Regions from separate parts of the Mus musculus genome. Here region 2 is linked to region 1. A link is a loop called in an ENCODE intact Hi-C map of the cell type or tissue named here. Cell type or tissue: left cerebral cortex. All regions are shown on one strand. Links, peaks and the distances in the headings refer to the core of each region. The heading gives the core; the rest is flanking DNA.

What was found. Peaks named below come from ENCODE experiments on the same cell type or tissue, not always from the same donor. Only the 100,000 strongest peaks of a DNase experiment are listed, where the experiment ranks them.
Region 2: it touches region 1 in a loop (11-fold over the local background); 6 of 42 quality-filtered maps call a loop at or near these places.

The regions. Positions count from the first base shown.
Region 1 is chr6:55,014,448-55,020,599 of GRCm38, forward strand. No RefSeq gene overlaps it. Among named protein-coding and RNA genes, the nearest start is that of Gm38539, 15 kb to the left of the region's middle. In left cerebral cortex, for the core only: CTCF peaks have their summits at 1,957 (motif pointing left) and 2,725 (motif pointing right); DNase peaks (open chromatin) are centred at 1,963, 2,735 and 3,487.
Region 2 is chr6:54,809,329-54,815,480 of GRCm38, forward strand. No RefSeq gene overlaps it. Among named protein-coding and RNA genes, the nearest start is that of Znrf2, 4.5 kb to the right of the region's middle. In left cerebral cortex, for the core only: no CTCF peak of the experiment used is centred there; DNase peaks (open chromatin) are centred at 2,705, 3,128 and 3,782; H3K27ac peaks cover 846 bases.

The sequences.
Region 1 (6,152 bases), core at 742-5,741:
TCCTTTCTGCCTTTCTCTTTCCTCTTCACCACATCTCTCCTGTGTATCCTATAGGTGCCACAATTCTGTACGGTCTACACCTTAACCCCCTTCTCAATTAGACTCCCCCATCTTTCATGTTGCCATTAACGTACAAAGAATGTTTCAGAGAGTTTAGTTTAAAGCACCATGGGCACTCACGTGTGAAGGACATCCATCATATACAGATGCCACTGTCTTGGTTACTGTTTAAGAGATACCATGACCAAAGCAACTCATACAAGGAAGCATTTAAATAGGGGATTGCTTACAGTTTCAGAGGGTGAGTCTGTGGTCATCATGGCAGGGCACATGGCAGCAGGTGGGCAGGCATGGCGCTGAAGCAGTAGCTGAGAGCTTATATCTTATTGGCAATTTGGATGCGGAGAGACAGCAAGACTGGGCCTGGTATGGGCTTTTGAAACCCCAAAGCTCATCACCTGCCCCATCGACAAACCTTCTCCGACAAGGCCACACCTCCCAGTAATTCCTAAAACAGTTTCATCAACTGAAGGCCAAGTGTTCTAAGGTAAGAACCTGTAGGAGCCATTCTCATTCAAACCACCAGAGAAGTCACCAGAGAAGCAAAGCAGTTGCGAAAGTAGTGAGTTATCCAGTAGTGAGGTGGGGCCTGGGAGGTGGCTCAGCTGGTGAAGTGTTTACCACACAAACGGAAGGACCTGCTCAGGTCCCCTTGTTCTGAGGATGGCTCAGATTCAGGCATGAACCACATTCCTGGCTTGGTGTTTTTGATGCAGTTATCATCCACTGGATACTGGCTTGAGATAAAGCACTTAGCATCGTTTAAGCAGCAGGACATCAGACCACTGAGGAGTTCTCACACTGGGCTGCATCATAAACACAATTTTTAAAAGCCATTTGGACCCATTTTGCATTCAGCATCCTAATTAGCCTGTACCTAGCTGGAGGACAAGTCTAGTGTCTCTTTTGTTCCCCTCTGGCATTCCCATAATTCTTTTGAGGCTCCTGTAACTTTCAGGGCTAGCATGGTTGCAGGCTATAGTTTAGTTAAGAGAAACAAACATGACCAACTGTGGTTTCAAATGCCTTTAATAGCAGCACTCTGGAACTGGTCAGCTCCAGAATTCTAATGTCTTCTAAGCAAAAATATTTGCAAATCCCTCGCAACATCAATTCTATTACTTTGACTTTCCTCTATATTCAGCTGTCCCCTCATCTGAAGCCACAGATGCTAGGAGGCAGCAGACCATGCATCTGGGTGTTAGAACCTTCCTTAGCTCTCAGTTGCCTGCATTCTACTTTCCGCTTCTATGAACTTGACCACTTTAAATACCTCATATGCTTGAGTTGGGGTTTCTATTGCTTTGATGAATCACCAGGACCAAAAGCAACTTGGGGAGAAAAGGGTTTATTTTGCTCACACTACCAGGTCACACCCCATCACAGAGGGAAGCCAAGACAGGAAACTCAGGCTGGGCAGAAACCTGGGGGGGCAGGAGCTGATGCACAGGCCTTGGAGGAGTCCTGCTTACAGGCTTGCCCCTCATGTTTTGTTCAACCTGCTTTCTTATTGAACCCAAGACCATCAGCTCAGGGGTAGTGCCACCCACAGGGAGCTGGCCCTCTCACCTCAATCACTAAGAAACTGCCCCACAGGCTTGCCTGCAGCCTGATTTTACAGAGGCATTTTCTCAATCAAGTCTCCCTCCTCTCAGATGACTCTAGCTGTCAAATTGACCTTAAACTAGCCAGCATACCATGTAAATGAAATTATGTGATGATTGTCTTTTTGTATGTGATTTATGTCACTTGGCATATGTCCTCAAGGCTCCTTCTGTGTATTTGTGTAACAACATTCACTTCCTCTTTGTGTCTGAATAATAATCCACTTAGCGCATGCATATTCCCTGTTCTTCAGCAAGAAGGCGCACTTGGAGGCTGCCACCTGCTGGCTCTCGTGACTAGAGCTTCCATAAAGTAGGGAGCTGTGTTAGGCACAACCTCAGATTAAGGTGGGCCGGCTACATTGCACAAGATCAAAGCAAGCTGTGTAGACTGCAAGCCACTCCCACCCATGCTCCTCCCCTGGCGTTCTCAGGATGGAGGGAGGGAATTTACCAGAGCTCCTACTTAGTTGCTTTTTTTCACCTTGATCCCAAATCAGCAGCCTGCATTTCAGCAAAGGGCATGGGGCCAGCCCCATCTCAGGTCCCAGCAGGCGTGGGATGTCAAACAACACCCCTCTCCACTCTCAAGAGCCCTGTGATGCTGTCCTTTAAGTCCTGCAGACAGCTAGATGAAGTTTAGTCATCATCTGAAGCACTGTAGGATGGGAAGTCAGGGGTAAGCTCATTGTAACAAAGGAAATATGCATACAAGGAAACATGCCAAAAGACCTTGAGAAGATTTGGGTTAGGTGAAGCGGGGGAGGTGGGGGGATTCAGAGCTCCAGGCCAGCCTGAGCTACATAGATAGCAAGACCCTGTATCAAAAACCAAACAACGGTGGCAGCAACAAAGGGGGAGAATATGCGACACATGGAGTGTGGTAGAGTGCGTTCCTGGCATGCCAGGGCCCCTAGATTCAATTCCTAGTGCTGCCCAAATGAATACCGGGAAATACACACCATGTAAGCCTTTCCACTTTCTTTTCCTTTCATTTCTTCCCTCGCCTAGGAGTATCCCTGGCAGCCAGTCATGCTGAACCATGTTAGACAACATTATTTCCACTAGGGGGCAGCGCTACACTGGCAAGCACAGGCATTCTCTCCTGCCACAGCTTTCCCTTCTCGCTTTACATCTCTGTTAGAGAATTGGCAGAGACCAGGTTCGCTCGGGTTGTTGTTGCTTGCTTGGTTTAGTTTGTTTTGTTTTTGAGGATACAGCTCTTTCAGCCCTTATCGGTCCATAGTATCCCACCATCTCCTGAAGATGAAGTCTGAGCTCTGGGACCATGTGATCACGGATCTGTCTTTCTAGAAAGTAACAGAGCTTCTGTCCCTTCTCAACTGTGGGCTGCCTCAGACTTTGAGAATAAGAGATTTGGGGTGATTCTGATCGATGCCACTTGTTGACTCAATACATCTCTCACCTGCAAAGCCAGGGCTGTGGTGGCCCCACGGCGTGGGGTGTGGATGGAATGAGTCCACCACAGGCCTTACCACACAGATATGCAAAGCCAAAGTCAGTTCTTAGAGATCAGCTGACTAATAAATAGTCTCTGCTGGTCTCCAGGCTTCTCCAGTTCTCTGGCCAAGAATAAACGTTACATTTTTAGTGCTCATCTCATAACCGTATTATAGCCATAGGCAGAGAGGTGGTTATTTCTCGTGACAGAAGGGGAAGCTGTTTTAAATTTCCTAAACTTCCCGATTCTCCCCAGCATGCAGGTTTTGTTTTGTAGTGCTGGGGATCAAGCTTCCTGCTCTAGCACTGAGCCGCGCAGATCTAAGCACTGGGGATCGCAACTCTTGACAATTTCCCTAAACATCCAAATGCTTTCACCCTTGTTCAGCGAGGTGCCAAAGCTGAGTGGTAGCCTAGCTATTTTAGGATCTTTAAACATGAAACATGTCCCTTGATACAGAGTAGGTAGTCAGTATTCATTTCCTAAAGAGACTTACAAATTTAGCTGCTTCGGCTTCGGATCTCAGTGTATTTTCTCAAGTTTTCTCTTCCCTTCCCTACCTCTTAAGGAGTGATCTTGCTAAGGAGTTAACTGAGCCCTCTCCCTGCTGAATTCCTCCTGGTTGGTTTTGGGCGCGTTTGAGAGCGCCCTTCACCAGAGTGCCCAGAACTCCTGACCAGAAGAACTGAAGTGGGTTCTTGAGTTGAGGTCAAATCTTTCCAGCAGTTAAGTGAAAACGCAATGCCCAGGACCACCTGGGTGGCCCAAGGCGATGCTAAAAGGAACTCAAAGCGCATCTCATGAAGTGGAAGGATGTTAGTTCTCCGTGGGCCTTGAGTGAGCTCTCCTGGGGGTGACGTGAGCAACTGTCTAAGCCTGCAAGACCTCATGCTCTGCCTCTCCCTTACGAGCTCTGTGGCCCCCAAGGCAGTGCATTGCCTTCTGGACCCTCCCTCTCCTCCTTAGCTCCTCCCTCTCCTCCTGAGCCTCTACACCTGAGCCCTCCCTCTCCTCCTGACCCTCCCTCCTGAGCCCTCCTTCTCCTGAGCCCTCCCTCTCCTCCTTAGCTCCTCCCTCTCCTCCTGACCCTCCCTCCTGAGCCCTCCTTCTCCTGAGCCCTCCCTCTCCTCCTTAGCTCCTCCTGAGCCCTCCCTCTCCCCTGAGCCCTCCCTCTCCCCCTGACCCTCCCTCCTGAGGGTGATTGCTATTGTTTGGCTCCTGTGTTCAACCCTTCAAGACCAAGGAGGATGGGCCAAGCATGACATACCTGGGGTTTCTTCCACAAAAACAAAAACCAAACCCAAACAAGTAGCATCAGCCCTGAGCAGCTGATATGGCTTAGTTCTTCCCTTGGGCTGATGTCGTCGCCACCATCACCACCATCATCATCACCACCACCATCATCATCGCCATCATCATACAGTACCAGGACTTCATGTGTGCAGGCAAGCACCAGCACTGAGTATCCTCGTGAGAATACTTTCTTTTCAGGGAACTTGAATCTGAATGGGAATCCAGGGACGGTTGCAGCCAGGCCCCTGAGGTAGAGTCCCCAAAGTGCCTGACCTTCCCAGAACCTAACCAGTTCCTCCCTTGACTCTGTAATATACCCTAGATTCCTCACGACTCAAGCTGTCCAATCATCTAGATTCCTATCTAGGTCCTCAACATGTCTAGGCCACACTGGGGTCCAGAGCTCAGGGACAGGGGAACAAGGGTTGCTCTGTGATTGCTGAGTGTTTCAGGATATATAGAAGGTACAGGGAGGGAGAAAAGCAGGCAGTTCACCTGTGTTCAGTCAGGTGGGTCTCCTTCCATCCCTGAAGCCTGAGATTTCAGTAATTATGATGGCAAAGCTGGGCACTGCCCCCTTAGGCCTCTGTTCCTAAGCAACTAAGCCCTAACAGGAATGTAGGATGGGGTCCTCTCAGCCATGTTGGGGTGGGATGAGATTTTCTCTGCTACTGCCTGTCACCCCTAGCCCCTCTGTCCAGACTACTCAAACTTGGAGTCTACACTTGGCATCCACACTGCTTTCTGCCCTTAGGAACCATAAATGCCCCTCCCCCTCCTCATTTAGGCTACAGATGAACACATAAATGAGAATCAAATTCTTCAACTCTCATTTATAGGGCAGTTTGGATGCTCGTGATGGCTTGAATATGCTCAGCCCAGGGAGTGGCACTATTAGAGGATGTGGCCCTGTTGGAGTAGGTGTGTCACTGTGGCTGTAAGACCCTCATCCTAGCTGCCTGGAAGCCAGTATTTGCTAGCAGCCTTAAGATGAAGATGTAGGGGCTGGAGAGATGGCTCAACGGTTAAGAGCACTGACTGTTCTTCCAAAGGTCCCGAGTTCAAATCCCAGCAACCACATGGTGGCTCACAACCATCTGCAATGAGATCTGATGCCCTCTTCTGGTGTGTCTGAAGACAGCTACAGTGTACTCATATATAATAAAAAATAAATCTTAAAAAAAAAAGATGAAGATGTAGAACTCTCAGCTCCTCCTGTACCATGCCTGCCTGGATGTTGCCAAGTTCCTGCCTTGGTGATAATGGACTGAACCTCTGAACCTGTAAGCCAGCTCCAGTTAAATGTTGTCCTTATAAGACTTGCCTTGGTCATGGTGTCTGTACACAGCAGACTTTCATAACTTCTGTTAGTTTCACTGTGTCCCTGTTTAGTTTCTGTTTCCACGATCTGTCCTTTGAAGAAAGTGGTGTGTTGAAGTCTCCCACTATTATTGTGTGAGGTGCAATGTATGCTTTGAGCTTTACTAAAGTGTCTCTAATGAATGTGGCTGCCCTTACATTTGGTGCGTAGATATTCAGAATTGAGAGTTCCTCTTGGAGGATTTTACCTTTGATGAGTATGAAACCCTAACTAAGACAAGGCTCAAGACTCATACTGAAATTGCCATTGATGGTGCGGTATTGTAATGCAAGAGGCTCTGGGGGTCCCAATGGACAAGCAGTAGTGAAAAGCAGAGAACGGAAGAACAGAAAAGGGGCTCTAGTGCACCATC
Region 2 (6,152 bases), core at 712-5,711, 210 kb before region 1:
GGGTTACACACACACACACACACACACACACACACACACACGAAGTTGGGAGGGAAGTGTAGGCATAGGAAGAGTAGGAGAGGAGAGAGCTGGGGATGGATTTGATCAAAACACATTTGTGTATAAGATTTTCAAATTCACAAGTTTTAAATGTAAAGTAATAAAGAGCTAAACCCTTCACACGGCTGGCCAACCCTTGCATGGAAGCACACTAAGATGTGACATGCATGACTCAGGAAAGCGTGATGTGCCTCAGCTGAAGCAGGAGATTGGTGGCAGGTTCACATCCACAGGAGAGTCCCCATCCACAGGATCCCATGGGAGGCGCCAGGAAGGAGGAGTGGGAGGCTGCCAACAGCTTCTCCGGAAGCCCTTGGCACTGCTACTCTGTGGCACTATTGGCACTGCTACTCTGTAGCACTAGATGTCAGTGTGGACTTTCCCAGCTGCCACATTTTCACCTTTGCATGCAGAAGACAGCAGCTTAGGGCCTTTAACACGGGGCTGTCCTCAGAACCAGGATTTCACCAAGTATTTTGTCTATTTTAATATTTCCATTCTCCAGCATCTTTAAAAACTCAAACAGACACTCTAAGTTAAAGGTCGTTCTTTTGAATACCACAACTTTCTAAGCTCAGTGCTCGCATCAGGAAGGCAGCCTGCAAGGACTCCCAAGGCAGGCAATGGAAAATTCTGCTCAGGGGGTCTTAAAAGTAGCACTGTCAGTCAGAAACCTACAGGCCCAGCCTCAGGAAGCCACAGTGTCCTCCTCTGCCACCATTGTCTTCAAAGGGGGACAGGAAGCTGTGGTAAACTGTTCATGATCACATGGGGTACAGTTGGCCTTGTTACCAGTGTTGGGGTTTTAGCTGTCTTTTTTTTTTTTTTGAGATAGTTAGTAATCAGGAGATTTCTGTAGCCTTGAGGAAAAGTTGCTGTGTCGTTATCACTGTCACAGGAGTTATCTGGAACTGAGTAGCTTAGACCAGCACAAACTCACAGCTTCTGAAGGTCACTGAGCTCAAATCAAGGTTCAGGCAGAGAGCTGTTTCCTGCTAGTGGCTCCTGAAGATCCTCTTCAGGCTTTTTTGGCTTGCCCCTCACCCCTACTCCCTCTGTCTCCAAAACCAACACTGATCAATCCAGCCCCCCACCCCCACCCCCAACGGGGAGGGAATAGAACATAGACCCTCTAAGGTTCTCAATTGCTCCCATCCCCCACCTCAATTTTATTTATTTATTTATTTGTTTATTTAATTTTATTTTGAGCACTAGCTCACTGACTGGCCCAGACAGGCCCTGAACATGTGATGCTCTTGCTTCTGATTACAGATCCAAGCTTGGCTCTATCTAGCCTTCTCTCTCTCTCTCTCTCTCTCTCTCTCTTCCTCGCTCTCTCTCTCTCTCTCTTTTCTTAGACAGGGTTTCTCTGTGTAGCCCTGGCTGTCCTAGAACTCACTCTGTAGACCAGGCTGGCCTCGAACTCAGAGATCCACTTGCCTCTGCCTCCTAAGTGCTAGGATTAAAGGCATGTGCCACCACTGCCCCACTACCTAGCCTTTTCTTGATATCACTCTAGCCTGCCTCTCCTGTTTGCCTCTTTTGCTTATGAAGAACTGAGCCAACCCAGTTCATTCAGGGCAGTCTTCCTAGCTCAAGACCCTTCCACCTGCAAAGGCCATCTTGCCATATAAGGTAACATGCTGACAGATTTCAGGAATGAATATATAGACACCATGGGCTCTGGAGTTGGGCAGGATTCTATCTCTACCACAGTAATTAATTAAAAAACCACGTATAGCAGGGTGATGGTGGCACATGCCTTCAAGCATAGAACTCAGGAGGCAGAGGCAGGTGAATCTGTGTGAGTTCAAGGCCAGCCTGGTCTGTAGAGCAAGTTCCAGGAGAACCAGAGCTACACCAAAACCACAAACCAAAACAACAAACAAACAAACAAAACATACAGTGCAATTCCAAGAGCCTCTGAGAGGTGCTTTTTATATCACAAACTGTCAGAAAATTTTAAGGCCTGAATTGGCTTAGCTCATGAAATCTCAAAAATGGAAAAAAAAGAGTTAAATTTTATAGCCCCAATTAATATTCAGTCACTCTCCGGCCTCACCGCACTAACCCTGCTTCCCCTGATGACCCCTACTTTGAGGATAACTGGCTGAGTTCATGCATGGACAGCATTGAGAAGCATTAACCCCAGCGCTGGGGCAGGCAGGCTGGATGAGCATCCCACCCAAAGCCTATGAAAGGGCTGGATGTGACTCAGTAGGAGAGCGCTGGTTTAGGATGCTCTGGTTTTAGCCCCCAACACAACAAACAAAAACATCCAGTTTGATCCCTGGCCTTGCTGCTCCAAACCAAAGGTTGGTTTCCTTCTGCCTGCATAGAGCTGAGTTTAGTTCCTCTTCCCAAGCGGTCTGCCCCTCCATATTTATACCCGGTACTGAAAGCACTGTCCAGAAAGTTCACGCGGCATCTTTGCCACTTCCTTCTTTCAGACAGCCTGTTACCAGGCTTCAGAGCCTTCCACTCCTCTCATCTCCATGCCTACATCTGCTCCTAACGGGTGTACTTTCCTCTCTCCCATCAGTCCATTCTCCAAAATGCTGCTGGAGATAAGCTATCCTTTCAAAAATCTAAATACAGCCATGCCAGGGCTGCCTAGGGGAGCCGTTCTCCTTGGTGTTTTGGATCTTTGCCCATCGGGCCAAGCCAGCTGGACTCGGTCCCAGCCCACTCTTCCAGCTGGTTCTCAGACTTCCTTGTCTCCTCCTCTTCATTCCAGCTAGTGAAATGCTTGTAGTTCCTCAGCTGCTCACAGCTCTCCTTTGCATTCAGGCTCCTACAGCCTAGGATACCTACAGATGCAGAAGACGGCTGTCTCAAGATTGGGGCGTCACTTGTGGGATTGCATCTGTGTTTTCCACCCAACTTCCATCCTACGGCTCCAGGATGCAATTACTCTGAACTCGAGCCATCTAGGCATGGTGGCTGCAGGCCATACAGTTTTGTGGGTCCGTGATTAACTTTGTGTATCTAATGCAAAGTAAGACATTACACATGGGGAGGCAATGTTTGCTTACAAATGAAGAGATCTTCCATAGGGGTCCGGATGTCTCTTAATCTTTCTGTGTACCAGGGATGACCGTGCTCCGGGCTATGTTCCAAAACCCTTGGTTCAGACTTGGATCTCTAGAGTTCAGCCAAAGACCATCTAGCTTCTGGGAAACAGAGGGTGTGGTAAGTTGACCAGTAGCTCTTACCACCCAGTTTGCTTTCTCATTCCCTGCAAAAGGTAATCCTGCCTTGCTGACCTTACTCTTTCCCACCTGCCCTAATTTGGGGCAAAGATCATTCAGGTACCACTGCAAGGGAGCTGGCCACTTGAAGTATAGACTACTTTGACAGAAAAATGTAGAGGGCAACAAACTTGACATGGTAATAACAGTTAAGTCAGTGCTAATCCAGGGCGTGCATTAATTACTACTCCCTGCCCTTAAGATCCACAACAGGCCCTGAAAACTGGCTCAGAGCCCTGGAGAAGCACTCACTGTGGGGAGTTAAAGATACTGGAGACTAGAGCCCCTGTGCTTGGGAGGTTTATACAATCTAGGCCTTATACAGAGCTTGCCTCTACTGGGGCTTTTGGCTACCCTTGAGGGAGGGAGGTGGTACTGGGAAATGTCTTATACTACTTTTTAAATCATTCATGCATTACCATAGGGATTCGTGAAAGTAGCAGGAGGCTCAGGAGATGCTGCTTATGCGCTGGAGGAGAGAAAGCATGCATTATGTAGCAGAGAGCTATTTTTTCCTCTAAGCTCCTTTTCACTTCTATAGGCTGGGACATCCCCTTGGTACTGGGCCCACGATACTCTTTCCACTATGTCTTATACCTTTGCAATGGTATGGCCCCAGGTGTCTGTGCATGCACGCGGAGACCAGAGATCAATCCTGGTTGTCATTCACTGGGAGCCCTCCACATTATTATCATTATTACCACTATTATTGTTGTTATTATTGGTTGTTGTTGTTTTTTTTTTTTTTTCCCGAGACAGGGTCTCTCTGTGTAGCCCTGTCTGTCCTGTAACTCACTCTGTAGACCAGGCTGGCCTTGAACTCAGAGATCTGCCTGCCTCTGCCTCCCAAGTGCCCAGCTCACTTTATTTATTTATTTAGCCAGTCTCTTCACTGAGTCCTGGAGATTAGCTTACTGAATAGGGTAGGATAGCTCAGTGAGCCCCAGGAATCCTCCTATGTCCATCTCCTTGAAGACAGGATTAAAAGCCATACCCCCAAGTCTATCTTTTCTCATGGCACTGGAGTCTGAACGCTGGTCTGCATCTTTGAGTGGCAAACACTTTATAGACCAAGCCATTTCCTCAGTCTAAGATGCTGTTTTTTTTTTTTTTAATTAAAATATTGTTTGCAAGCCAAAGTGAACTGAGAGCGAAATATAATACACATATTTAATCTCTTATTAATAACATTATACTAGTCTGATAAGCAAGAACCAAGTTGTTTTTATTAGCAGGTGCTGACATTTTGTCTTAGCTATCTTTAGAAATAATAATGATTCCAAAATCTATGTTAAACATAACATAGGGCTTTGTTAACCAGCTGATTAACATGAAGCATTTTTTGACACACTGAAGCCTATTTAGGACACCAAAGACTGCTCAAAATGTTAGCTACCTCATGAAATAAAAAAAAGTTCATTTACAAAAAAAAATCCTTTAACTACAAAGATTTCAAATAACCTCTGTCTTTTCTACATACGCTTATCTGGTCAAGCCAGTATGGTGATGTATATACTAGTAATGACTACTAAACGGCTACAAATAATACTTGAAGGCTTAACAATGTACTTCAATTGTACAAAATAGTGAGATCAAGACCACTAAATTTTAGCATACTCAAAACTTTACAGTATCACAGTATGCTATAGACAACATGCATATTATTATTCCATAATAGGAAGGACGAGGAATTTGTATTTTCAAATAGACAGCGGATCTTCTGAGACTCTCGGCCACTCTGAGACTGGTCCTATGATCATGTGCACTTTAGACACTTGACAACAAACAGGCTTAGCTAAGGCAAAGGGCTTGGATTGCCCCAGTCCCAAAGTCATCACTGAATAGAATCAAGGTCTAATCCTAGCTAGACCATACTACTCTGGCGTGTGTTTACAATCCTGTCTTGATTCCTGTCCATTGCTTCTCATTAAAGAACCAATGGAGGTACCAGAGGAAGAATGCTGTCTTAAGGAACACTTAAGAGCACACCTAAGAACAAGTTTCTTACGTGTGAAGAACTGGTGGGGTGTGACAAAGCTACAGATTGTAAGTGAAGTCCCAGCTGCTTGGTAATAAAACACAGTCTTCATAGGATTACTATCTGGAGAGAGAGGAGAAGGCCCTAAGAGAAGCAGACCAAGGAAAGGACAGAGAAGAATCTCCTCCACACTGCTGCTGTCAAAGAGCAATAATGTAAGGGTACGAGTGACTTTCAAGAATCATTTTAGGGACAGCGTGGTGGCTCAAGCAAGTAAAGGCAGCAATCCCCCAGAACCTACAAGGAAGAAGAACTCCTGTGAGTTGTCCTCTGACACCACATGAGGCCATAGCTTGAGGTAGCCACATACATACATACACACGTACATACATATATACAAATAAATAAAAAGTAAAAACCCTTTTTTTAAAATAAAAGAGTGATTTTAATATGACAGGAAAACATGAATGCACTCTTTCACTGAAAAGCTACTATACTGCCATAGTCTGTTGAGTGTCTAATGAACACCTTAATGAGAGCTATGAAGCCATTGTTGCACAGCACTGTCTTCAGTCCTAGGAATGGGGTGACTGGTAACATCTGCAGGAAAAGGCATTTGACCACATGATGTAATACAGGATATATCATATGAAAGCTCAGAGGATATATCATATGAAAGCTCAGAGTAACTATATATCACGCACTATGCACATATATAAACATATATATGTAAAACTACATTTCTTCCTCATATTCTTCTCCCTTCTTCCTCTTTTTCTTCTTTCTTTCTCCCTCTTCTCATTGAGACTGGTTTTTGCTGTTTCTTAGGCTGACCTTGAATTCTAAGGTTCAAGTGATCCTCA